Regions from separate parts of the Homo sapiens genome. Here all the other regions are linked to region 1. Evidence: chromatin loops called from intact Hi-C (ENCODE). Cell type or tissue: chondrocyte. All regions are shown on one strand.

Evidence for each region. Peaks named below come from ENCODE experiments on the same cell type or tissue, not always from the same donor. Only the 100,000 strongest peaks of a DNase experiment are listed, where the experiment ranks them.
Region 2: it touches region 1 in a loop (11-fold over the local background); 16 of 110 quality-filtered maps call a loop at or near these places.
Region 3: it touches region 1 in a loop (5-fold over the local background); 32 of 110 quality-filtered maps call a loop at or near these places.

The regions. Positions count from the first base shown.
Region 1 is chr9:88,385,026-88,393,025 of GRCh38, forward strand. SPIN1 (spindlin 1) reads left to right here and starts at 3,419. Exons shown (of 6, transcript NM_006717.3): 1 at 3,419-3,513. It overlaps LOC124902204 (a long non-coding RNA gene), which reads right to left and starts at 4,174. Exons shown (of 2, transcript XR_007061652.1): 1 at 4,087-4,174; 2 at 1-3,092. RefSeq lists an enhancer at 2,235-3,094 and a silencer at 3,172-4,071. In chondrocyte, CTCF peaks have their summits at 3,748 and 3,953; DNase peaks (open chromatin) are centred at 3,466 and 3,764.
Region 2 is chr9:88,101,825-88,109,824 of GRCh38, forward strand. LOC124902202 (a long non-coding RNA gene) reads right to left here. Exons shown (of 2, transcript XR_007061649.1): 2 at 4,661-4,779. Among named protein-coding and RNA genes, the nearest start is that of LINC03026, 28 kb to the left of the region's middle. In chondrocyte, CTCF peaks have their summits at 4,759 (motif pointing right) and 4,968; no DNase peak of the experiment used is centred here.
Region 3 is chr9:88,575,654-88,583,653 of GRCh38, forward strand. It overlaps a transcript of NXNL2 not described here. Among named protein-coding and RNA genes, the nearest start is that of NXNL2, 44 kb to the left of the region's middle. In chondrocyte, CTCF peaks have their summits at 3,020 (motif pointing left) and 3,260; a DNase peak (open chromatin) is centred at 3,045.

The sequences.
Region 1 (8,000 bases):
GATTCAGCACTAACATCCTAAGAACTAGGGCATTCTTGTAAATAGCCACTGTCACACTGAAAAATCTAATGATGATACAATAATACTGTCTAATATATAGTCCATATATAACTACAAAGTTCCCCAGTTGTCCCTCAAATCTCTCTCACAGCTTTTTTGCCTTCAATGCAGTGCTGCATCAGGGGTCACTTAATGGACCAACCCAGTTGTGTTATCTGTCTGGACCAATTCCCTAGCTTGACTTTTTTTAGAGTGTAGTGCAGGGAAATTGTTTTGCTGAATGTCTTCCAACCTGGATTTTTCTTATTTTTTTTTCCAACTTTGATTAGATTCACTTAAACATTTTTGGCAGCTATACATGGGTAATATAAAAACCCATTTGTGACATTCTAATGAGCTAATTAGCAAGGCCTTAGATGCAGCTGAGATATGTACCACTCTAGAGTGTGACCTTTACTGATATAGGGCTGGGTGACATTACTGGACTGTGCATTCTTTTATTTTTAATTTTTTTTTTTTGAGATGGAGTCTCACTCTTGTTGTCCAGGCTGGAGTGCAGTGGTGCAATCTCGGCTCACTGTAACCCCTGCCTCCTGGGTTCAAGCGATTCTCCTGCCTCAGCCTCCTAAATAGCTCGGATTACTGGTGCCTGCCACCACGGCTGGCTAATTTTTATATTTTTAGTAGAAATGGGGTTTCACCACGTTGGCCAGGCTGGTCTAGAACTCCTGACCTCAAGTGATCTGCCTGCCTCGGCCTCCCAAAGTGCTGGGATTACAGGCGTGAGCCATTGCAGCTGGCCGGCCTTTGTTTCATTTTAAAAAATTTTATTTATTTATTGTACAGTTGGGGTCTTGCTATGTTGCCCAGGCTGGTCCTGAACTCCTGGGCTCAAGCCATCCTACCACCTTGGCCTCCCAAAGTGCCGGTATTACAGGCATGAGCCACAATCCTGTGTATTTTTTTTTGAGATGGAGTTTGACTCCGTCACCCAGGCTGGAGTGCAGTGGCACAGTCTCGACTCACTGCAAACCCTGCCTCCTGGGTTCAAGCGATTCTCCTGCCTCAGTCTCTGGAGCAGCTGGGATTACAGGCGTGCACCACCACGCCTCGCTAATTTTTGTATTTTTAGCAGAGATGGGGTTTCACTGTGTTGGCCAGGCTGGTCTCAAACTCCTGACCTCAAGTGATCCACTTGCCTCGGCCTCCCAAAGTGCTGGGATTACAGGTGAGAGCCACTGTTCTTGGCCTTTTTAAAATTTTTTAAAATTTTATTTATTTTAGAGTTGGGGTCTTGCTATGTTGCCCAGGCTGGTCTCAAACTCCTGGGCTCAAGCCATCCTCCAGCCTCAGCCTCCCAAAGTGTTGGGATTACAGGTGTAAACCACAGTCCTGTGTATTCTCAATAGCTCCCAATGAGATCATCACCAGTGGCAAATTTTAAATCAGGGGTTGGGGATGGAGATGAAGGTGGGGCCACATATTTGACTTTGAAGACGTTTTCCGTGAATTTTGGAGGAGTGTGTGTGCTACTGGCATCTAGTGGGTGGAGGCCAGGGATGCTGTCAAACATCCTACAAAGCATGGAACAGACCCCACATGAAAGGATTATCCCATCCCAAAAGCCAACACTGCTGAGGTGGAGAAACCCAGGGATCTCGCCAATGAGATGAAATCTTCCAACCAGCAGACTTCTTGGCACCTACCTTCTTCCCATCCCTCTTTGTTTCGGAGATGACCCCACTGCAAGACATTAAACAGGCCAGGCGCGGTGGCTCACGCCTGTAATCCTAGCACTTCAGGAGGCCGAGGCCAGCGGATTGCTGGAGGCCAGGAGTTTGAGACCGGCCTGGCCAACATGGCGAAACCCCGTCTCTACTAAAAATATTTTTAAAAATTAGCTGGACATGGTGGTGCGCGCCTGTAATCCCAGCTACTCGGGAGGCTGAAATGTGAGGATTGCTTGAACCCAGGAAGCGGAGGTTGCAGTGGGCCGAGATCATGCCACTGCACTGCAGCCTGGGGAACAGAGTGAGACTCCGTCTAAAAAAACAAAAAAGACATTAAACACACAAATGAAAGTGAGTAATTTCTCAACACTTGGTAACTTGTAAGTACAGCGATACACTTTTATATCTCAGTTTTGAAATTAGCTCTCTAGTTGGCCTGTGAACGTCCCATGCCTGCCAAGTGTGTCATCTGAGACAAGCACTTCAATTTGTTTGAGCAGGCATCTATCAATCTTATTTGTTAGAAAAGGTGCCAGTGAAACCCCAAAGAGTATTGCTAACTAATAACTGTGCTGCAGTTTAGAGTGTTCAAGGTGCTTTCCAGTAACATGTTCTGGAATTTGATCTGACAACGCTTTGGGAGGCGGTTTATTACGATGAGGCTGCGCTGTCGCACTCGAGGAACCAGGTCAGTGACCTGCTCCAGGACACGGGACTGGCGGGGAGGGGAGAGCGCCTGGACTCAGCCTCCAAGTCTCGCACTCGACTCTGCAGGAGTAAAAACTATTCTTGATCCTACCTCTCTCCCTTCTGCAAACAAGCAACAAAATGCTGAAAAGGCATCTTAACTGAAACGGAAGTCAAATGAATTCGCGTGCGATCATGGGAATTTTTGGCTCCTAACCTTGCGAGTAGAGCTGGGTGAGTTCCATTTGTGGTGGGGGAGTGGAAACAGGTTTCTGGGCTTGCAGAAGCCACATCCCGTCCCCACACAACCTAGGACAGGCCAGGTACTTGTAGGTGAGGCTCCGGGGCTCCAGCTAACCTGAGCTACCTGGGCTGGGCTTTGTGCGGGGAGGCAGCAAGCGGGGTGAGCCGGCGACGACGCCGGCCTCTACGCAGTGCGGTGGTGAAGACGTCTCTTCCAGGGAGTCACAGGAAGCAAATCCATCCTTTTAAAGGGCTCGCGTCCCGCGGCCCTGAACCGGCGCGCTGGAGCAGTAATGCGACGTTCTCCGAGGTTCAAGGCTCACGGCCCAGCCCTGTGATCCAGTTTCCTCAGTCTTCGCGGTGTGCACCACTCAGGACGACTTGCGGCTTACGTCCAGGACAAAGGGGGCTTGTCCTTTCTTCAACGTCCTACTGCGCAAAAACGAAGCCCTTCTCAGGCTGCCTGCCTTCCAGGAAAAGCTGCGCCCCCTCAGGAACCTGTGCCCCGCGCGCCTGCCGCCGCCCATTCCCGGCGCGCACCTGGCAGTCCCGGGCTCGAGCCCCGCCCTGCCGCCAGCCAGGTGAGAGGGGCCAGGCCCCGCCCTCGCCGGCCCCGCCCCGCCCCACTGCGCCTGCGCAGTCGGCCGTCGGCGCCAGGCGCCGGGGCGGCGCGGCCGTCGCAGTTCGGCGGGCGCAGTGCGCGTGCGCCCTGACTGTTGGGGGGCGGGCGGCGTCCGCGGCGAGGGAGCGGGGGCGGGGAGGCGCCGTCTGGCTCAGGCTGGGGCCGGCGGGAGCGCGAACGAGCGACGGCGGAACCCGTGGGCCTGTGGACTGCAGCCTCGGCGGTCAGCAGGTGAGGCCCGCGCAGGGCGGGCGTGGGTCGTGAGGGAGTGCGGGCTGCGGGCGGGCCAGCGGTGCGGCGGTCTGCCCGGGGGCGCAGGTGAGCGCGGCCCGCGCGGGGCCCGGCGGAGCATTGTCCAGCGGGCGGCGCCCGCATAGCGCCCCCTGCCGGCTGGGCCGCGGCGGGGACCCGGGCTGGGCGGGCCTGGGCCTCGGGGCGGGCGCGCGCTCCTTTGTTCGCCGGCCCCTACTCCTCCGTGCCCCCATCCCCGCCGCCCCCCGCCAACATGGCCGCCACCCTCTCGTCCCCAGTTCCCCGGCCGCCGCCGGCCCCTTAGCGCGCGCTTTGTTTGGAGCCGGGCGGGGAGGCCGGCGGGCAGGGGGCGGCGGCGCTGCGCAGTCGGGCGCGGGGAGGGGGCGCTGCGCCAGAATGCAGGCGGGGAGGGGGAACGTTGCATAATCCCGGGCCGGCGACGGGGGCGGGGCGGGGGGAGGGGCGGGACCCCGGCGCGACGGGTCGGGTCACCCCGGGGACGCGGGCCTGCCCTGGGGCCACCCCTCCCAGGCCCGGGGGATGGCCGCGGACCTTGTAAGTTGCAGGCTCCGCGGTTCGCGGCGCCGGAACGCCCACCGGCCAGTCCTCGCGCCCGCGCAGCCCCTTTCCTGATGCGCCGTCTCTTCGCCGCCCTCCGTGGGGGCGCGGCGAACGGGTTGCGTGCTCTGGAGAGAGACAGGCACTTTTCCTCTCCATCGTGAGTGACCTTGGGTGTATTCGTCAAGGAATGTGTTGAAACGAATTGTGCGATGCGGGAACTGCGCAGCGCCTCGGGTTTGGCTTTCTCGAGCATTTTATTGCATTGATTGTGCGTTCTCGATTTTACAGAGGTTCGTTTTGAGTAATGGCTTCAGTAATGTCATCGTATACGCATTTCAAAGTTTGTTTATGGAATTGTTTTTACATTTATTCTCTTTTTACTTATAATTTTTGAATCAGATTTTGTGTTTTGGAGAGATTTTCCGTACGTGGTGGAAGTGTTTTCACTCATGGTAAATATGGATTGTTTGGCAATTTTATCACGTTAATCACAAAACAATACCAGGAACATTTAAATGTCTTAAAGGATTTCACTCTACATGACTTGTGCCAGAGACGACACACGTACCAAAACGCGATTACCTGTCTTAACTTTTTTTCTATTGGAATTTTCTGGAAGGAATTCCATGCAATCCGAAAGGATTAATGGAGGGTACAGTAATTGCTTTCTACATCGCTTTTGTTAAGCAGTGAAAATTAAACTTGGAGATTTATACCTGGATATACTGAGTTTTTTTTAACACTCTTTTGAAGTGAAATTTTGGAAAGGGCAGGTGAAATGAGGCTTCTTCCAACCTCCCCACTCTCCCCCCTCAGCTTTAGTTAAAAGGCAAACACCAAAATATTGTAGTACCTGGTAATTTACAGAACGTTCGTTATCAGATTTGATAATTATATATTAAGGTTGTAAAGAATGTGTATGCCAGAATTATAGGTAGTAGATCCTAGATTCTTAGGAAAAATAGTTTCTTTATAATCTTTTGAGTAGTGAAATGGTTACTTTTACAATGGTTATGAACTGGGTCAAGGCAAAAGGGCCACTATATGTCTTCAGTCATCTTTCTATGCCTGAAATCCAGGAAACAGTGAAAATGGATGTTCCCTGGAACAGCCATTGCGATGCCATATGTTGGTCATTGGTGTCCTTAAAGTGTATCTCAGATAATTGTGTGTCTCCCTTACTTGTGAACTGAGGGGTCACAATATTGATGTGCCTGATGTGTGCCCCTCTGCATTTCGTGGGTAGTGTCTCAAATTTGGCTATCATATTGATGAGAGTTACTAATTTGGTTTTAGCTGCCAGAGGTTTAGGTGGTTTTCACTTCCAGTGACTTACCTGATTGCACATAGTTACAACGTTACTGGTTGCACTCCTTCATTGCTAGCATCTTTTTTCTAGTATATTCGATATACATTCTTTTGGTTTATCCTTTAAAATATTTGCTGAGATAGCATTTAAATGTTAATGCTGTATTTATATTTGTTGGATGCTTAATTCAATGTGTCTTCTTTCCCTTTCCATGAATGAAAAGAAATTGGAAGAAGAGAATCAACTATTTCGTGCAAGTATTTTGTTCAGTTTAGAAGATGTTATGGTATTGTGAAAACAATATTCTGGAGTTAGACATGGAATCACAATGGCCTTCCAAGTCAGAACAGTCTGGGTTGAAATTGACTCCTTACTGGTCCAAAGCCACATAACTGATTCATCATGCAGCCTTTTTTTAAAAAAAGTTTTTTTTTAAAGCTACTCAAATATGTCAGTTTTATTTTCTCTGTACACACATTTGTTACTGAAAATTGCAAAAACAGCACATTGAAGGTCCTCTTATTGGAGTTCACATTTTTGAAAACCAGAAAATTTAATAATTATGCTCTTGCCAAACTACCCACTGTTTTCTTTATATTCTTGCCCCACAAGTTGCTTTACTTGAACTCTTGGGTTGGGCTTCATCTCACTGACTTCAGGCTTCTAACACACATAGGACACTTAGGACCTACTGGCTCTTTGGGTCACATCAGGGAGGAGAGCTGAAGTATGTTGAAGTTACTCAAATACATTCAAGCTACATAGATCTCTGATAAATTATTGGTGGTATGGTAGAAATGAAAATATACCCAAAAAAATCACAGAACTGTTTATTAAAATTATTGGTATACAGGCTCTTCTAACATAGATTAGCTTTCTCAACCTAATACATAAAATTACCAGCAAGAAAAAAAAAGTACAAGAATGACAGTTTATGGTTGAATTGGCTTGGTGTCATGATTCCCTGTTGTAGCATTCTCAGGCTATCTATGATAACAGAAACTGCAGCCACATTTGAATGGTTCCCTTCTTGATTCATTCTGAACTCTCCCTTTGGCCCAGTGTCTACTAGTTTTTCAAGCCAAGAACATCTGTTGAGTAACAGGTATCTCAATTTTGCCATACTTCCTTTCTGCATAGGTAGCAGCGTTCTTACTTCTACTCCTGAGGCAAGCCATCTCTGATGTCCTGGAAGGTCGTTTCTCTTCTATCCAGTTGTTGGGATGAATCTTCTGGTAGAAGGGAAGGGAATTTGGTACTAGGGTTGAAAGTCACGCTACTGAAGTTCTTTATTGACATCTCTGAGCAGAAGAGAGGCCCGAGTCGTCCTGGGGATTTTCTTCACTGAGCATTTGTGAAGATTCTGGGGTCAAGGTTGGGTTAAACTTTTGTGGTGGGTCCATCCGCGGTCTAGTCAACAGTACTAAGCTCTTCCTGCATCTTTGGGACCCAGCGGGAAGTGATGCCAGCTCTCAAATTGCTACAAGGTATCCTGGAAAGAAATCTATGACCCAGAAAGAGCCTGAAAACCCAAACTCCAGCAAATATTGGTGAAAGAGCCAACCCGCAAAGCCTTTTAAAACCTTGAATTCCTTACCTATAAACTGGGATAAAACCTATGGTGTAAGTCTGTTCTGAGAATTACATGAAATGGATTTATAGAGTTCTCAGTACAGTTCCTGAAATACAGCAGCTGACGCCAGTAGATGTTGATTTCCTTCTCCTTTCTACTTTTGAACTTAGCTGTAGTTATTAGCATTTTTTTAATGTTGAGGTAAACAGTTTCCTTAGTTGTGCATCAGTATTCAGTCCAATTTAATGTTAAATTATGTTTTTACTGGGAGCCTGTTCATGACCTTAAAATTGCCGTAAACCCTTTATAGAACAAGTCGTGTTTGGCTAAATATATAAACACAGATGTATCCTTACAGACTTTATAGTCTGATAGAGGAGATACACATGCATATAATGAGGGAATTCTGTGCTGAAGGTATCTGGGAAGAGAAGGTGATTCCATAGATTATCAGAATGGGAGAAGAAAGACATCTGGATGGAGGGGAAAGCAGGAACAGAGGCATGAGAGGAGTTAAAGAGGCCATCGGGGATTTCAATCCCAGCCAAAAGTTAGCCCCTTGTTACCTGTCTCCTCTCCTCTCCTCTCTTCTCCTTCCTTCCCTCCTTCCTTCCTTCTTTCCTTCCTTCCTTCCTTCCTCCCTCTTTTTCTACCTATCTACCTAGCTACTATTTTCTATCTATCCTCCTTTGTGAGTGTGTTTATGTATAGCAGGGGACGAGAACACCTACCTCATCAGGGGTGAGCTTAAATGAAGTAAAATGTTTCATAGGCTCCTGGTGTACAGTAAATGCCCAGTTGATATTGATGATGATGTCACCACTGCCTACACCACCTGTAGTTTCTTTCCTATGGCTGATCTGTCTAGGGATGAATTTGGGGGCCACCTTTTAAATTCTGCATGTAACATTAAGGTGGTTGGTGTTGAATTTGTAGGCAGAGGGAAACCATTGAAAGCAGGGGCAGGATTGGACCTGTGTTTTAGAACAGTATGAAAGGTGAGTTGGAGGAACCTGCCCATGT
Region 2 (8,000 bases), 280 kb before region 1:
AAGACAGATTAGCAAGAGGAAAACGAAGAGAAGTTTGTTAACATATGCACCATGTATTCACATGGGAGCACTCAGAGATGAGTAACTCAAAGGAGTGGTTCCATCGTGGGTTTATGTGGCATCTTCATAAAGAACAATACATTTGCAGAGAAGTAATAAGACAAAGGAAAAAAACCTTTGAGTTTCTAGGGATGGCCAATCACGAGGGGGTAAATCTACAGGGAAGCTAATGGACAGTAAGTGCTAGTTAGCGGGGTTTGTTTGTCTAGGCTCTTTCTGGGTGCCATCTCATCTCCAGTGATAAGGTCATTATTCCCTTCTTGACACAGGAATGGGGAGGGACTTCTTTTCAAGGGGAATTTGTATTTTACTTTTCAGGCATAGAGAGGGAGGGCAAAGGGCTCATCCTGTGTCTGCTTTTTCTCAACTGCCTTTAGCTCAGAATAAATCCAATGCTACAGTGGCATGTTTTGGAGCATCATACTCTGAACCCCCAAACTCTGAACCCCTTCAAAAGCATACATTTTTTACTTTCTGCTAATGCTTATAGCTGAAGTAGTGTCAGCAATTAAACTCTTAGATCTAAGTATGCAATCTCCATCAATTTACCCGATGACTTTTTAGAAGTTGATGTCTGGGCCGGACGCAGTGGCTCACGCCTGTAATCCCAGAACTTTGGGAGGCTGAGGCGGGTGGATCACCTGATGTCAGCAGTTCAAGACCAGCCTGGCCAACATGGCGAAACCCTGTCTATTAAAAATACAAAAACTAGCTGGGCGTAGTGGCACATGCCTGTAATCCCAGCTACTCAGGAGGCTGAGGCAGGAGAATCACTTGAACCCAGGAGTCAGAGGTTGCAGTGAGCCGAGATTGTGCCATTGTACTCCAGCCCGGGCAACAGAGTGAGGCTCTGTCTCAAAAAAAAAAAAAAAGAAATTGATGTCTATTATCCAAGACAGCATGAATCCAAACTCAGTGTTTTTTTTTTTAGAAAAATCAGAATCTATTTTTAGTATGAACCTTCTCAGTTTTTACATGTTGACAATTATTTGCCTTTTTTCAAAAGCACAGTGCATGACAAAACTAAATGAGGCTCAATATGCAGTGTTCCCTTTATCTCTTCTCACTGCAGCTGAAGTGGGACAGAAAGATGAGCGACTGCTGCCCAGAAGCCTCACCTATCCATGGAGTCCCAGGAAGCTTAGAGGAAGGGCCCCTGACCATGGCTTATCTGGGAAGCTGATGACATAGCTGGAGATTCTCCGGTTATCCTTCTGGCCAGCCTCATAACAGGATAGATTTTCTTCATATAATTTTAGGAACTTCATGTAATTTTAGGTCATCAGCTTAAACCTGAGCTTGATGAAAGCTTTCTGAAGTGGTTCATAAAATACCTGTAAAAATATAAAGTATATAAAGCACCATGGTGCTGCTCAGAGAATCTGCATCCTGGATACACTTAGATGCTGGTTGGGGCAGGCAGCTCCACATAGACAGCACAGCACTGACAGCTGCATGCTCCGTGAGTCCTTCCATCTTCCATCTTCCTCCTCTTTCCTCATATTTCCACGTGCATCAGAGGTTCAGAGGTTCTTTTTTTTTTTTGGAGTCTCGGTCTGTCCCCCAGGCTGGAGTGCAATGGCACAATCTGGGCTCACTGCAACCTTTGTCTCCCGGGTTCAAGTGATTCTCCTGCCTCAGCCTCCCAAGTAGCTGGAATTATAGGTGCGCACTACCGCACCCTGCTAATTTTTGTATTTTTAGCAGAGACGGGGTTTTACCATGTTGGCCAGGGTGGTCTTGAACTCCTGACCTCAGGTGATCTGCCCACCTCGGCCTCCCAAATTACTGGGATTACAGGCGTGAGCCATCGAGCCCAGCCCAATTAAAAAAAATTTTTTTAAATAGAAACAGGGTCTCACTTTGTTGCCCAGGCAGGTCTCAAACTCCTAAGCTCAAGCAATCCTCTTTCCCCAGCTTCCCAAAGTGTTGAGATTACAGGTGTGAGCCACCACACCTGGCCTCATAATACACAGTGTTTTTGAGATTTATCAGTGTTGTTGTATGTATCATAGTTAATGATTTTTATTGCTCAGTGGTATTTTATTGTATCAACACACTCTAGTCAGTTTATCCATTTCAGTAGATATTTGGGTTGGTAGATATTTGAGTTGTTTCTGACATTGGTGTTTTTCAGTGCATAGTATGGAAAAGACTGATGTAGCAGAATTTTACAGAAACACGCACATGCACACACAGAAACCGCAGTAGTTTGTAACATGGTTCCCAATGGAAACTGATGAGAAGGATGGTTTTTTCAGTATTCTCCATATAGATACACAACAAGAGAGATCTGTAGTCATCTTTGCAGTGGTCTGTTACCCAGGGAGATATTTTATGCGGAAGAGTAGTTTTTTTTTTTTTAGACGGAGTCTGTCGCCCAGGCAGGAGTGCAGTGGCATGGTCTTGGCTCACTGCAACCTCTGCCTCTAGGGTTCAAGCAATTCTGCTGCCTCAGCCTCCCAAGTAGCTGGGATTACAGGCACGTACCACCACGCCTTATAACTGGGGCCAGAAGTTTGAGAACAGCCTGGCCAACGTGGTGAAACCCCATCTCTACTATAAATACAAAAATTAGCTGGGTGTGGTGGCGGGTGCCTCTAATCCCAGCCACTCCGGAGGCTGAGGTAGGAGAATCGCTTGAATCCGGGAGGCAGAGGTTGCAATGAGCTGAGATTGTGCCATTGCACTCCAGCCTGGGCAACAAGAGCCACATTCCACCTCAATAAAAAATTAATAAAATAAGATAAATAAACAAATAATACATGGAAGACAAAATAGAGAAAACTCAATAAAATTACAAATTGGTTTTTTGAAAAGATCAAAATTGATGAATCCTTAGACTAAGAAAAAAAGAGAAAAGGCTTAAATAATTAAAATCAGACGTGAAAGAGGAGACATTACAACTAATGCCACAGAAATAAAAACAATTATGAGAGACTACTATGAATAATTATAAACCAACAAAATGGATAATCTTGGTAGCTTACAAACACGCAATCTACCAAGTCTGAATCATAAAGAAATAGAAAATCTAAAGAGACCTAAAACTAGTAAGGAGATTGAATCAATAATCAAAAACCTCTCAACAAAGAAAAGCCCAGGACCAGATGACTTCACTGGAGAATTCTACCAAATATTTAAGGAAGAATTAATACCAATCCTCCTAAAACTCTTTCAAAAAATTAAAGAGGAGGGAGGGAACACTCCCAAACTCATATTTATGAGTGCAGCACTACCCTTATACCAAAGCCAAAGATACTACAAGAAAACTGCAGACCAATATCTTTAATGAGTATTGATGCAAAAATCATCAACAAAATACCAGCAAACTGAATTCAACAGCACATTAAAAGGATTACACGTCATGACCAAATGGGATTTATTCCTAGAATGCAATGTTGGTTCAAAATGCAAAAGTAAATCGACATCCAAAACCAGACTCTTGTTCTTGTCCCCAAACCTGCTTTCCAGCAGGATTCTCAGTCTCAGAAAGTGGCACCGCCATTCACGCTACTGCTCAGGCGAAACCTCTGCATCATCGACATCTGTGTTTGTTTCACACTCAATATTTAACCTGCTCGCAAATCCTTTCAGCGTTCTCTTCACATATATCCAAAACCCAGAATCTCTTCCCTTCGCCTCCATTGCTAGCCCTCAGGATGGCATCATTGTCTACTCTTCTGCTCTTGGCTATTTGCGTAACAGACAGAGTAATTCTTTCAAAATCTGAATGTGATTGTGATACTCTTCTGCTCAAAACTGCCCAGTAGCTTCCCATCACACTTAGAAAAATTCGGGGTCCTCACTGTGGCCAACATAATGTTCCATGACCTGGTCATGGCTTCCACTTCAGCCCCCATCAGCAACGCCTCACTCCCTCATTCTACTTTCGGGCACCACCTCCTCCCACAGCCTGGAAAATGCCCCATGTGCTTCTACTTCAGGACCTTTGTATTTGCTGTTCCCTCTGCTGAATGATCCTCCTAGATCTCCACATTTGCTGATCCTAGGCCTGAAAATTTCCTCCCAGACATCTACATGGCTCAATGCCTACACTACATTCAGAAATAGCTAGCAGAAAGGTCTTTCATGACCACCCTGTATAAAACAGCACCCCATCAGTATCTCTGCATTTTATATGTTAAATTTTTCTTTGATATCATCCCCTGATGTTACTTATTGTACCTATCATTTTATTTATTTATTTATTTTTGAGACGGAGTTTCGTTCTGTCTCCGGCTGGAGTGCAGTGGCGCGATCTCGGCTCACTGCAACCTCCGCCTCCCACGTTCAAGTGATTCTCCTGCCTCAGCCTCCTGAGTAGCTGGGATTACAGGTATGAGCCACCATGCCCGGCTAATTTTTGTATTTTTAATAGAGACGGGGTTTAGCCATGTTGGCCAGGCTGGTCTTGAACCCCTGACCTCAGGCGATCTACCCGCCTCGGCCTCCCAAAGTGTTGGGATTATAGGCGTGAACCACTGTGCCCAGCCTAATGTACCCATTATTAAGTGAGACTATAGGGTACAGAAAATACATTTTGCCTGTGTCGATATATTTCTGTAGTGTCTGAAAAAAAAGTGCCTGACGCTTAGTATATGCCGGACCAATTACTTTAATGAGAGGATGGCTTTCTCTTTCCCATCTTTTACCACACTGGGCGTGGACTAAGCAAACGGGGGAAAATGCAGTAGTCAGAGGCAGCAGCAGATGGCACTGTAAAGAAAGGTGAGCATTAGATTTTGGACAAAATTGAGTAGTCTGTAGAAACCACGTGTAAAAAGCAAATGAGGCTTGCTGTAAGACATCACCATTCCCCTAGCCAGTCTCTCACCCTTAAACTGCAGGAAATCCTGGTGTGAAAGGTTAGTGCCAGTGACCAGGAAAGCTGAGCCGCTCAATTTCCCATAACCACATCAAAGCAGGGGCATGGTTAATAATATTATCAACCTTTCTTACCTTGATGCTCTATAAGGAAATAGCTAACACATGTTAATAAGAGTTGCCTTGAAAAGATCTTGTCCTAAGAATGCTGCAAAGCCCCTGTGAATGTGGAAATGGAGCGAGAGGATGGTGCAGGCATTTTGGCAGCATAGGTACCTTAGAGTCCTTCTTAAAAATGAAGGTGTTGACATCTTGATTCAGTTTTGAAAACTTTTTATGGTTAGTCTCCTTTGGGGATAAGTGAAAAGAGTGTGTTTTTGGGATAAGACTCTTTTCCTTTGTAAAGCCATTGTTTTAGAGTATCTGGAAACAATTCTGTGTGCTTTTTCCAGGTGGGAAACAATGGGGTGAGGGGTGGGGGTCATGCACAAACACTTATTTTTTAAAAGACTCCCCTCGCATGCAACACTTCTTGGGAAGCCACTGCATAGTTTTCTCCAAAAAAAGTGAATGTGTAAAGCAACAAAAAGAAATACACTGGAGCTAAGAAAAAAGGATTTGGAAAGAGAGTCAAATCCTCATTTTCATACTAAAACACAGTAAATGATATCTGAGATAGAATAATCAAGAAATAGCAATATAAGTATGTTATTTAGCAATATGGAGACTAAGACCAAGAGAACCAGCTAAGAGAGCTAAAATTACTACTTTGCTGTGGTGGCCAAGTGTCCAGGCTTGCTCAGGACTGTCAGTCCCACACTCTGGAAAAGTCCTCAGTCCTAGGATACAAGACATCTCAGTTTTTCATGATGGATGAGGAAAGTTGAGGGAAAAGTACAAAACTCATAGAGCATCCTAAAAAATAGGGGCTGAGTACAGCACAGATCCCCTGCTACCATGGCCATTGCCCACTGATGTTGGCACCCACGACTTGGGGTTCCCTGCAATGGGGCATTAAGTGAGGAGCGAGTGAGGTGACTGATGTGACTTAAGGGTACAGCAGTTCAGGGAAGTATTAAGAAAAATGAAACAGAAAGAGTAAAAATATCCCACTGTCTCATGGTACAGAAAAAAGATGTCATTGTTGTTTTCAACTAAATATAGGTAGTCTCTCTTTAGTTAGTCCTATTGTACATTCTCCTTGTTAAAACATTCACATGTATCTTGAGAATACACAATTATATGACCTACAAAATTTATTAAATGTAATAAAGAGTAAAATAAGTTGTCAGAGAATAAAAAAATTATGAAAATATTGTTATATTTTCCTCACACATATTTTTTGTTTAATCAGCCCTACTACTAATTGCCACTGTTAACTAGTTCTATTGTTTTTGTTTAAATAATAAATTCATCATTTCACTTTGTTTAAATGATAGCATTTATGTAACAGAAAAGTAAATAATATGTATCATTTCAAATAAACACCAATTTTTCTCATCTTACATAACATAAAGTTTAAGTAACCCAGGTTAGCACTCTAATAATCTGGTTGCCCTCATCTGGGGAGGGAACAGAGGGACAGGAGAAATGGGAGATAACTTGTTTTCCTTTTCTAGTATGTATATAAATTATTTCATTTAAACTTAAAAATTTTAAGTGTACCATGGTTTAAGAAGGAAAATCTCTAGAACTGTTGTCACTAAAAGTACTGTATACTTCAAAATATGAAAAACGCAGACAAAGTGAGTTAAAATGAATTTGCTGAAAGACTAAGATGAAGGTAGTAGTCAAAGCTAGAAAATAAAAATAGAGTCTGCTGAAATAAGGAGAGGAAAGGATTAGTAAATATAAGAACAGAAATCAGAGAAAGAGAAACCAACAAACCAAGCGGACAAACCAAAATGAAAGACGATTCTTTAAAATGACTGATTAACTCATGGGAAAATCTGACATGAAAATTAATTAGCTGATAAACTAAAAATTGATACATTTGACTTAAAGTTAAAAAATTGAGTACTACAGAAGACATGCTAGACAAACTAAATATAGGAGACATATTGAGAGGTGAAGGGAGCAGGACTTCCTGGGTTGAGTGGGGACTTGGAGAACTTTTCTGTAGCTAGCTAGAAGTTTGTAAAATGCACCAATCAGTGCTCCGTAAAAATGCACCAATCAGTGCTCAGTAGCTAGCTAGAGGTTTGTAAACTGGACCAATCATCACCCTGTAAAATGGACCAATCAGCACTCTGTAAAATGGACCAATCAGCAGGACATGGGCGTGGAAAATAAGGGAATAAAAGCTCGGCCACCCCAGCCAGTAGTTGTAATCCAGTCCCCTTCCACCCTCTGGACTGTTTGTTCTTTTGCTCCTCACAATAAATTTTGCTGCTGCTCTCTCTTTGGGTCAGTGCCACCTTTAAGAGTTGTAACACTCACCATGAAGGTCCACGGCTTCATTCTTGAAGTCAGTGAGATCACGAACCCACCCAAAGGAACCAACTCCGGATGCAATATCGAGAAATAGATTTGCAACAGCAACAATAAGCAAAAGCTTGGTATAAAAAGATCTGAAGAATTCTTACACATCAATTGGACAAAAGCAGTCCAACGGACAAAACAGACATTTTAATCTTAAAAGAAGAAAACTCATGGCTCAATAATTGAATAGACATTAAACCTCACTAATAATTGGGGAAATACAAAATGAAACAAAAGGAGATCCATTCAAACTCATAAGACTAGCAAAGTATTTTAAAGGAATTTAGTATATCAAATGATGTCTGGAATATGAAAAAGCAGAAATTCTCATTTTGCTAGTGGAAGAACCACTCAAAAGAGTAGTTTGGCAACATATAGAGGAGTTAGAAACATCTTTTCCTTATGACCAAGAAAACACCTGAAAAAAAACTTGCACATGTGTACCAAAAGATGTGCACAAAAATGTGTTCATAGCAGCAGTGCTATTCATAAGAGGGAAAAGCCCCAGGGACATGCAAAAATGTCTAAAAGAAGAAACAGATGAATAAATTATAGTCATATAGTAGAATATTTCAGTAAATAAGAGAAATGATCCAGAACCATGTGTATCAACATGCATACATTTTACACAA
Region 3 (8,000 bases), 190 kb after region 1:
AAAAATACAAAGAATAAATAAGACCTAATATTTGATAGCACAACAGTGTGACTACTGTCAATAATCATTTAATTGTACATTTAAAAATAACTATAATTGCATTGTTTGTAACACAAAAGATAAATGCTTGAGGGGATGAATACTCCGATTCTTCATTATGTGATTATTATGCATTGCATGCCTGTATCAAAACATCTCATGTACCCCATAAATATACACACCTACTATGTACCCACAAAAATTAAAAATAAAAAAATTAGGCCAGGCACGGTGGCTCATACCTGTAATCCCAGCACTTTGGGAGACTGAGGCAGGTGAATCACGAGGTCAGGAGTTCGAGATCAGCCTGGCCAACATGGTGAAATCCCGTCTCTACTAAAAAATACAAAAGATTAGTTGGGTGTGGTGGTGGGCACCTGTAATCCCAGCTACTTGGGAGGCTGAAGCAGGAGAATTGCTTGAGCCCAGGAGACAGAGGTTACAGTGAGCCGAGATTGTGCCACTGCACTCCAGCCTGGGCGATGGAGCGAGACTCCGTCTCAAAAAGAAAACAAAACAAACAAACAAACAAACAAAATATTGAAAACCACAAACAAAAACCCAATGCGCCTGACTCTCCCGACATGTGAACCCACAGCGATGGACCTAGACTTCTCAAGGTTTCTCGACTCCTTTTATACCTGGTTCAACAGGTGGCTGCTTCTTTCTCACGTTGGGGACTCACACTTATGTGGTGGCCCTAGACCCCCAGCTCCCACGTGGGCCAGGTTTCCTCGTGATGTCCAAGGCCTCTTGAATTCTCCCCGTGCAGGGTGAGCAAAGACCTTGTCTGCTGAAGATAAAGTCTCCCAGGGGTGCTTGCTGAAGGAGGGAGAGAGACTTCCAGTTTGCTAGCAGGTGACAAGGGAGACATGTCTGCTCTCCTGAGGGGAGAAGGGGAAGAGGGAGAATGGCCAATGGAGGTGCGGGAGGGGCAGCTATTCCTCGGGGCCCACAAGCCTAGAAGGACAACTTGTGTCTTCTTGGCTGGGACTGCTCCCTTCTCCACCAGCCCCTCAAAGGGAAAGGGCAGAGCTTGTTTTCCTGGGACTATGGAGTAGACTACAGGCAGCCCGTAGCAGGGAGGTCGGCCCTGCTTTCCTCTGGGTTCTCTGGGACGTAAGAGCCTGAGCACCAGACACAGCCCCTGCCATGTTGCTGCCTGAGTGTCTCCATGAAGTGCTTCTTCTCGGCCATGCTTAAGGGGCTCCAACACTGTGTTCCCTGCAGCCTTATCCCCAACTGGGGTGAGCCACCACCCATAGAGTGGTAGGTAGGGGGGGTCCCAGCTCCCAACTCCCAAGCCCCAGGCTACTGCTTATGGCTGCCCTCAAGGTAGAGGGTGAGGGAGGGTCCTTGCGAGGTGTCCTGGCCATGAGGAGCAGAGAGGAAGCAGGGGAGTGGGGTGACCGTGCTGAAACAGGTTGAAGCACACACAGCTGCCGTCCAGAGAGGGAGGTCTGTCAGAGCCCCAGACAAGTGAGGGTTAAAAGTGCATGTATTTCTGAGCAATTCTTAGCATTAGGAAGAGGAATTAGCTCCCTGATTCCTTTCCTGGATGCTTATTTCTACTGCTCATGGATGGGGTGTGTGTGTTTGTGACTGGGCGGGGGGGGCGGCATGAGACCATCAGGTGTTTGTGATGCACCCCCGGGCAGGGGTGAGAACAGCCCTGCACAGACAATGGACACGGTGGCCTCTGTTCCAGGTGAGCATGTCTACGGTCCTAAGAGAACTGCAGGTGCCAGCTCAGGCTGCCTCACATGATACCACAGGCTGGGGGCTCAAATGGCAGACATTCATTCTCTCACTGTTCTGAAGGCTGAAGATCTAGGTGCTGTCAAATCTGGTTTCTGATGAAGGCCTGCTTCCTGGCTTGTGGACACTGTGTCCTCACATGGCCTTTCCTCTGTGCTTATGTGGAGAGAGAAAGAGAGAGAGAGAGAGAGAGAGAAGAGAGCGAGCGAGCGCAGCACCGTGCATCTGTTCCTCTTCTTCTAAGGATGCATCGTCATATTGAATCAGGGACTTACTTATGACCTCATTTCAAAAGTGTGAGTCTCTAATCCAATATGTCCTTCCAAGTGCCATTTATAAGCCATATCGGGATTTAGGGCATCAACATATGAACTACGGGCACATGATCCTGTCCATAACAAGAATCCTGGGTGGTTGGGAGTCATCAGTGCCTAGAAACCCTGGGTCCAGCGGTGGGTCTGGCAGCAAGAGCAGTGTCCTGCTGTGGGACCCGCCCCTAGGCGCAGGCCCCTGCCGTTATATTCAGTCCTCATGGCACTCTGTGTCCAGTGTCTTCACGGTTGAAGTGGATCCATGGAGAAATTGGGAAGACTTCACGTGAAATGACTGAGAATTTGGGAAATGTCGCTATGAAAACAAGTTAAGAGTGGGGTGGTAGAGGGCACCCCTGGCAATGTCCTCAAGTATACAAAGTGCAGGCGCTGTTAATCTCCAAGAGAAAATGGAGTTCCATCACAACCAAAATAACTGGACGCAGGATAAGAGACACCTGTCCTCAAGGCGAGGGTTCCCGGACCCCAGGTGGGCTGCGCTGGACCCCAGGTGGAGACGGGCACAGCGGCTCCCAGGGGTACAAATCTTCCTTGCCTGAAGCAGTCCCTGCCGGTCCTGGAGTGGTCCGTGACACCTGGTCAGGATCTTTGCAGTTGGACAAATGTGTGAATTTGGATACAAGCAATGCAGAAAAACAGGTATCTACTGATCTGGCTTCTTTCTTTCATTTTAGTAATAAAATTTATTTGGTAATCAGTTACTTATCAATTACAGGACATTTGGGAAATAAACATAATCTGCCACCCCGCCACTCAGGGTTGGCTGTTGCCGCTGGCTGTGTATTTTCTTTTCCCTCCGGTTGGATTTCAGGTTGGGAAGTCCGGTCCGGCTGGTCAGCCAGGAGCCGCCGGCCCGGCCTACCAACTGCTCCACACTGCCCCCTCGTGGTCATCTGCTAGGCAGCAGGCTCCGACCTCCGGAAGGCTGGGCGCTCAGCCCCATCTCCTGACTTCCTTAGGGCACAGGAACTGGTGGAGCTCAGCCTCGACTGGGGCTCAGACATTGTCCACAGGCCTTTCTGAGCAACCTGGACTCCATACAGGGAACTGATTCACGGGGAAAGGGCTGGCCACGTTCAAGGATGCCCAGGCCATCTGGGGAGCAGTGGATGGAGCAGGGGACCTTGAAGTTGGAGAAGTAGGCGCTGGTGGGCGGCCTACATCTTTGTCTATGTGACAGCCACTCTGCTCCCCGCCCAGGAACTTGCAAAGGATGAACTGGACATGGGGATCACAGGAAAGTCTCGATTTCTTGCTGATTAAGTGGGTGGGTTGTCAGAACACCAAAATATGGGGGCACGCTGGCCAATGTAAAACGTTTGTCCTCCCAGAGGCACACTGGTGGCCTCTCTGCCCTTTCCTCCTGTCTTCACTACCCCACTGATGCCGCCTTTCATAACCCGAGACTCTGACACTGCAGCATGTGGTTTGGCTGATCTTGACTTTCTCAGCAGGAGATGGAACTCAGCTAAACATGGCTCTCTTGGTTGCGGGAGGCCCCTGCAATCCGGAATGCCTGAAGGACGGGGGGCTTCCTGACCTCTTCTAGTTACAGGACCCACGGGGTGGAGTCAGGTGTGGCCTGACTAGGGATTGGGTGCTGTGGCAGGACTCATTTCTGCAGCTTCAGGGCTGGCTTCTTGCTGGGACAGACTCCCTCCTGGCAGCAGCTGGTCACAGAGGTAGCTTTGGTCCCCATTGAGCTTATTCAAGTCCAGTGGAGGTGGGGCTGGTTGTGACAGCCTCCTGATGCTTAAGCCAAACGCTCAGAATTAAGTCTACTTCCTGCTGTCACATGCCCTCTGTGGAGTGTCACCAGGGCCAAGGAGACTGAATATGCTGCTGGGTAGGCTTGGGCCACACACCTCTTTTCTAGGGCTGGAGTTAGCAGCTCCTTCCCCAGAGTCTTATGACTGCGAGTCAAGGGAAAAATAAACTCCGCAATGAAAACCCGGGGTGAGAGAAGGGGGTGAGTGGGTTATGCAGGGTGGCCCCAAACAAATGTCCACCATATGGCTATCTCTTAACCTTCTGAGGGCTGGTAGCCAAATGAATTAAAAAATGATGGGAGGGCGCGGTGGCTCACGCCTGTAATCCCAGCAATTTTGGAGGCTGAGGAGGGTGGATCACGAGGTCAGGAGATCGAGACCCTCCTGACTAACACGGTGAAATCCTATCTCTACTAAAAAAAATAATAATGCAAAAAAATTAGCCGGGTGTGGTGGCACACGCCTGTAGTCCTAGCTACTCAGGAGGCTGAGGCAGGAGAATCGCTTGAACTGGGAGGCAGAGGTTGCAGTGAGCCAAGATCGCGCCATTGCACGCTAGCCTGGGTGACAGAGCAAGACTCCATCTCAAAAAAAAAAAATTCTTTTTTTTTTTTTTTTTGAGATGGAGTTTCACTCTTGTTGCCCAGGCTGGAGTACAGTGGTGAAATCTCAGCTCACTACAACTTCTACTTCCTGGGTTCAAGTGATTCTTCTGCCTCAGCCTCCCAAGTAGCTGGGATTACAGGCACCAGCCACCAGGCCTGGCTAATTTTTTGTATTTTTAGTAGAGATGGGATTTCACCATGTTGGCCAGGCTGGTGTCGAACTCCTGACCTCAGGTGATCCACCTGCCTCGGTCTTCCAAAGTGCTAGGATTACCTTGCCTGGCCAAAATTGATCATTTCTTTCCCACTAAATTTAAAGAACATAGATGTCAGCCAACAGTGGTGGGAGCTTCTCTCTTTTTTTTTCTCTTCTTGTTAAATTTTAAAGAGATTTTATTCTTTACTTTTTAAACTTGATTTTGAAATAAGTTGGAACTTAAAGTTGCAAAAACAGTACAAAAATTTTCTGTATGCCTTACCCCAGTTTCCCCAGTGTTTACACCTCACATAATTATGTTAAGATAGTCAATCCCAGGGACTTAGCATTGATGCAGTACTGTTAACGAATCCACCCATGCTCTTCAGATTTCATCCATGGCCCCACTGATGTCTTTCTCTGATCCAGGACCCAGTCCAATATCTCATGCTGTATTTAAGTCATCAAATGTCCTTGGTCTCTTTTAGTCTGGAATGGTTCCACAACTTTTCTTTGTCTCTAATGACCTTCAGACTTTTTTTAAAGAGTACTGGCCATGATTTTGTGGCACGTTCCTCCTGATTAAATGTAGCTTATGCATTATTTTTTGCAAGAATATCATAAGAGTGACGTGGTATCCTCCTCAGTGTGTGGTATCAGAGGGCACATAAGGCCAGTATGTGGCATGACTGATGATGCTAACCCGGCTCACCTGGTGAAGGTGCTGTGTGCAGCTTTCTCCTCGGGGCAGTTGCTATTTTTCCCTATGTAATTAATCTGTATCTCCATACCGGCCTTTTCATGCACTGACTCACAGTGTCTGCCAAGTTAAGTCTTTTAGCTGCTGTCCCAGCCACTGCCTTGGAAGGAGCTTCTGTCTGCAGCTACCCACTGCAAGAAATGGGCGAAGCCTATTTGGAGCTTCACTGAAACCAAGAGGACAAAGCTGGCTGGGGGTCCACAAGGAGTTCCTCATCAATGACCTCCAACACCCAGTGTGTCCAAAGACAAAGGCAATGCTACCACTTTTGGGGGGAGTTTGGCAATAGTGAGCATGAGTAATTTTAAATGAAGCAACCACTTTTTCTTTTTTTTTTTTGAGATGGAGTTTCGCTCTTGTTGCCCAGGCTGCAGGAGTGCAATGGCGTGATCTCAGCTCACCACAACCTCTGCCTCGTAGGTTCAAGCGATTCTCCCGCCTCAGCCGCCTCAGCCTCCCGAGTAGCTGCAATTACAGGCATGCGCCTGCATGTGCCACCATGCCTGGCTAATTTTGTATTTTTAGTGGAGACGGGGTTTCTCCATGTTCGTCAGGCTGGTCTCAAACACCCGACCTCAGGTGATCCGCCCACCTCGGCCTCCCAAAGTGTTGGGATTACAGGCGTGAGCCACTGCACCCGGCTGCAACCACTTTCTTAACCCATTTATTTGTGACTGTGTTGTTTCCAGATCAGTAAGAACATATTGTGGAATGGACTTTGCTGCACATAAGTACTTGCTGATGTCTATGCTTTTCTCTACAGTTGAGAAGGTTCTGTTTTTCAAGGTGAGCCTAACCATGGGCAAGATGACCACATTTGTGGCCGGTTCTGGTGGCTGCAGCCCATGGAGAGGAGTGGTTTTGGCACATCTCCTTATGGACTTCGGCTTCCTCTCCTGTCACCACTCCCCACCCCAGAGCTCATTCGGGGTTCTCATTCACTACTTCTGTCATTCCTCACCTGGCTTCTGGAAGAATATTTGAGTTGCAGGAGGTTTTGCTACTCTCTAGTCCTATATTTGTACAAAGAAATGGAATTTTGTTTGGGAAGGGGAGGATGTTCTTCATTAGAAAAGCAGTCTAGACCTGGGTGCAGTGGCTCACGCCTGTAATCCCAGCACTTTGTGAGGCCGAGGTGGGCGGATCACGAGGTCAGACCATCCTGGCTAACACGGTGAAACCCTGTCTCTGCTAAAAATACAAAAAATTAGCTGGGCATGGTGGCGGGCGCCTGTAGTCCCAGCTACTCGGGAGGCTGAGGCAGGAGAATGGTGTGAACCCGGGAGGCGGAGCTTGCAGTGAGCCGAGATCGCACCACTGCACTCCAGCCTGGGCGACAGAGAGAGACTTCATCTCAAAAAAATAAAAAAATGAAAAAAAAGAAAAGCAGTCTAAGTTGGGAGATTGCACCATTAGCAAGTATTAAGCACTATTTGCTGCATAGCAAAATATCTCAAAACTTAGAGGCTTAAAACAATCCTTCCTTCCTTCCTTCCTTTCTTCCTTCCTTCCTTCCTCCCTCCTCCCCTCCCTCCCTCCCTCTCTCTCTTTCTTTCTTTCTTCTTTCTTTCTTCTTTTGACAGTCTTGCTCTGTCACCCAGGGTGGAGCACAGTGGCACGATCTTGGCTCACTGCAACCTCCACCTCCTGGGTTCAAGCAATTCTTGTGCCTTAGCCTCCTGAGTAGCTGGGATTACAGATATGTGCCCCACACCCAGCTAATTTTTGTATTTTTAGTAGAGATGGGGCTTTGCCATGTTGGCCAGGCTGGTCTCGAACTCCTGACCTCAAGGGATCCTCCCGCCTTGGCCTCCCAAAGTGCTGGGATTACAGGTATGAGCCACTGAGCCTGGCCCAACGATACCCCTTTTCTTTGGTTTACTAGTCTAGGAGTTGGTTGGGCATTTCTTCTAGTTTGGGCCAGCTTGATGGTCTCTACTGGACAATTCCATGTGTCTGTGGCCAGTGGGCAGCCAGGCAGCTAGGACACCTTGATGCTGCTCTCTGTGGCCTCTTATCCCCTGGCAGGCCCGACTGGGCTCATTCCCATGGTGGTTTTGGGATTCTAAGCCTGTGCAGCACTGTTCAAGTCTCTGCTTCTGCGGCATTTGTTACCGCTGCACTGCAAACGTGGATGAAAGCCCTAATGCGTGGCATGCTCGTGGAGACCCACTCAGTGTTATCTTCTTAGTTCCTTTGGAATATCAGGGTTCACTCTTTCAGCAGGGCACAACTTCCAAGAGTGAGAGGGAATGTTCTCTGAATTCCTCCAATCCATAGCTCACTCTTCTTAGGTCGAGCAGGAATAATGGTATTTGACGCTGCATGGTAATCTGGCCCTAAAGTGGATTTCCATCACCCCGCTGGTCTCTGGTCAGCATCTGAGGGGTCTGACTGTTCACGGGTGACTCCACCCTACACAGACACCCCCGCTTTGGGGGCATGAAATCTTAGGATGGTGCTGAGATTGTGCTGCTCTGATGCTTTGGGATGAAAGCTAGACTTTGGTCGTGGTGGTGGTGGTTTATCATTGCTGTGGAT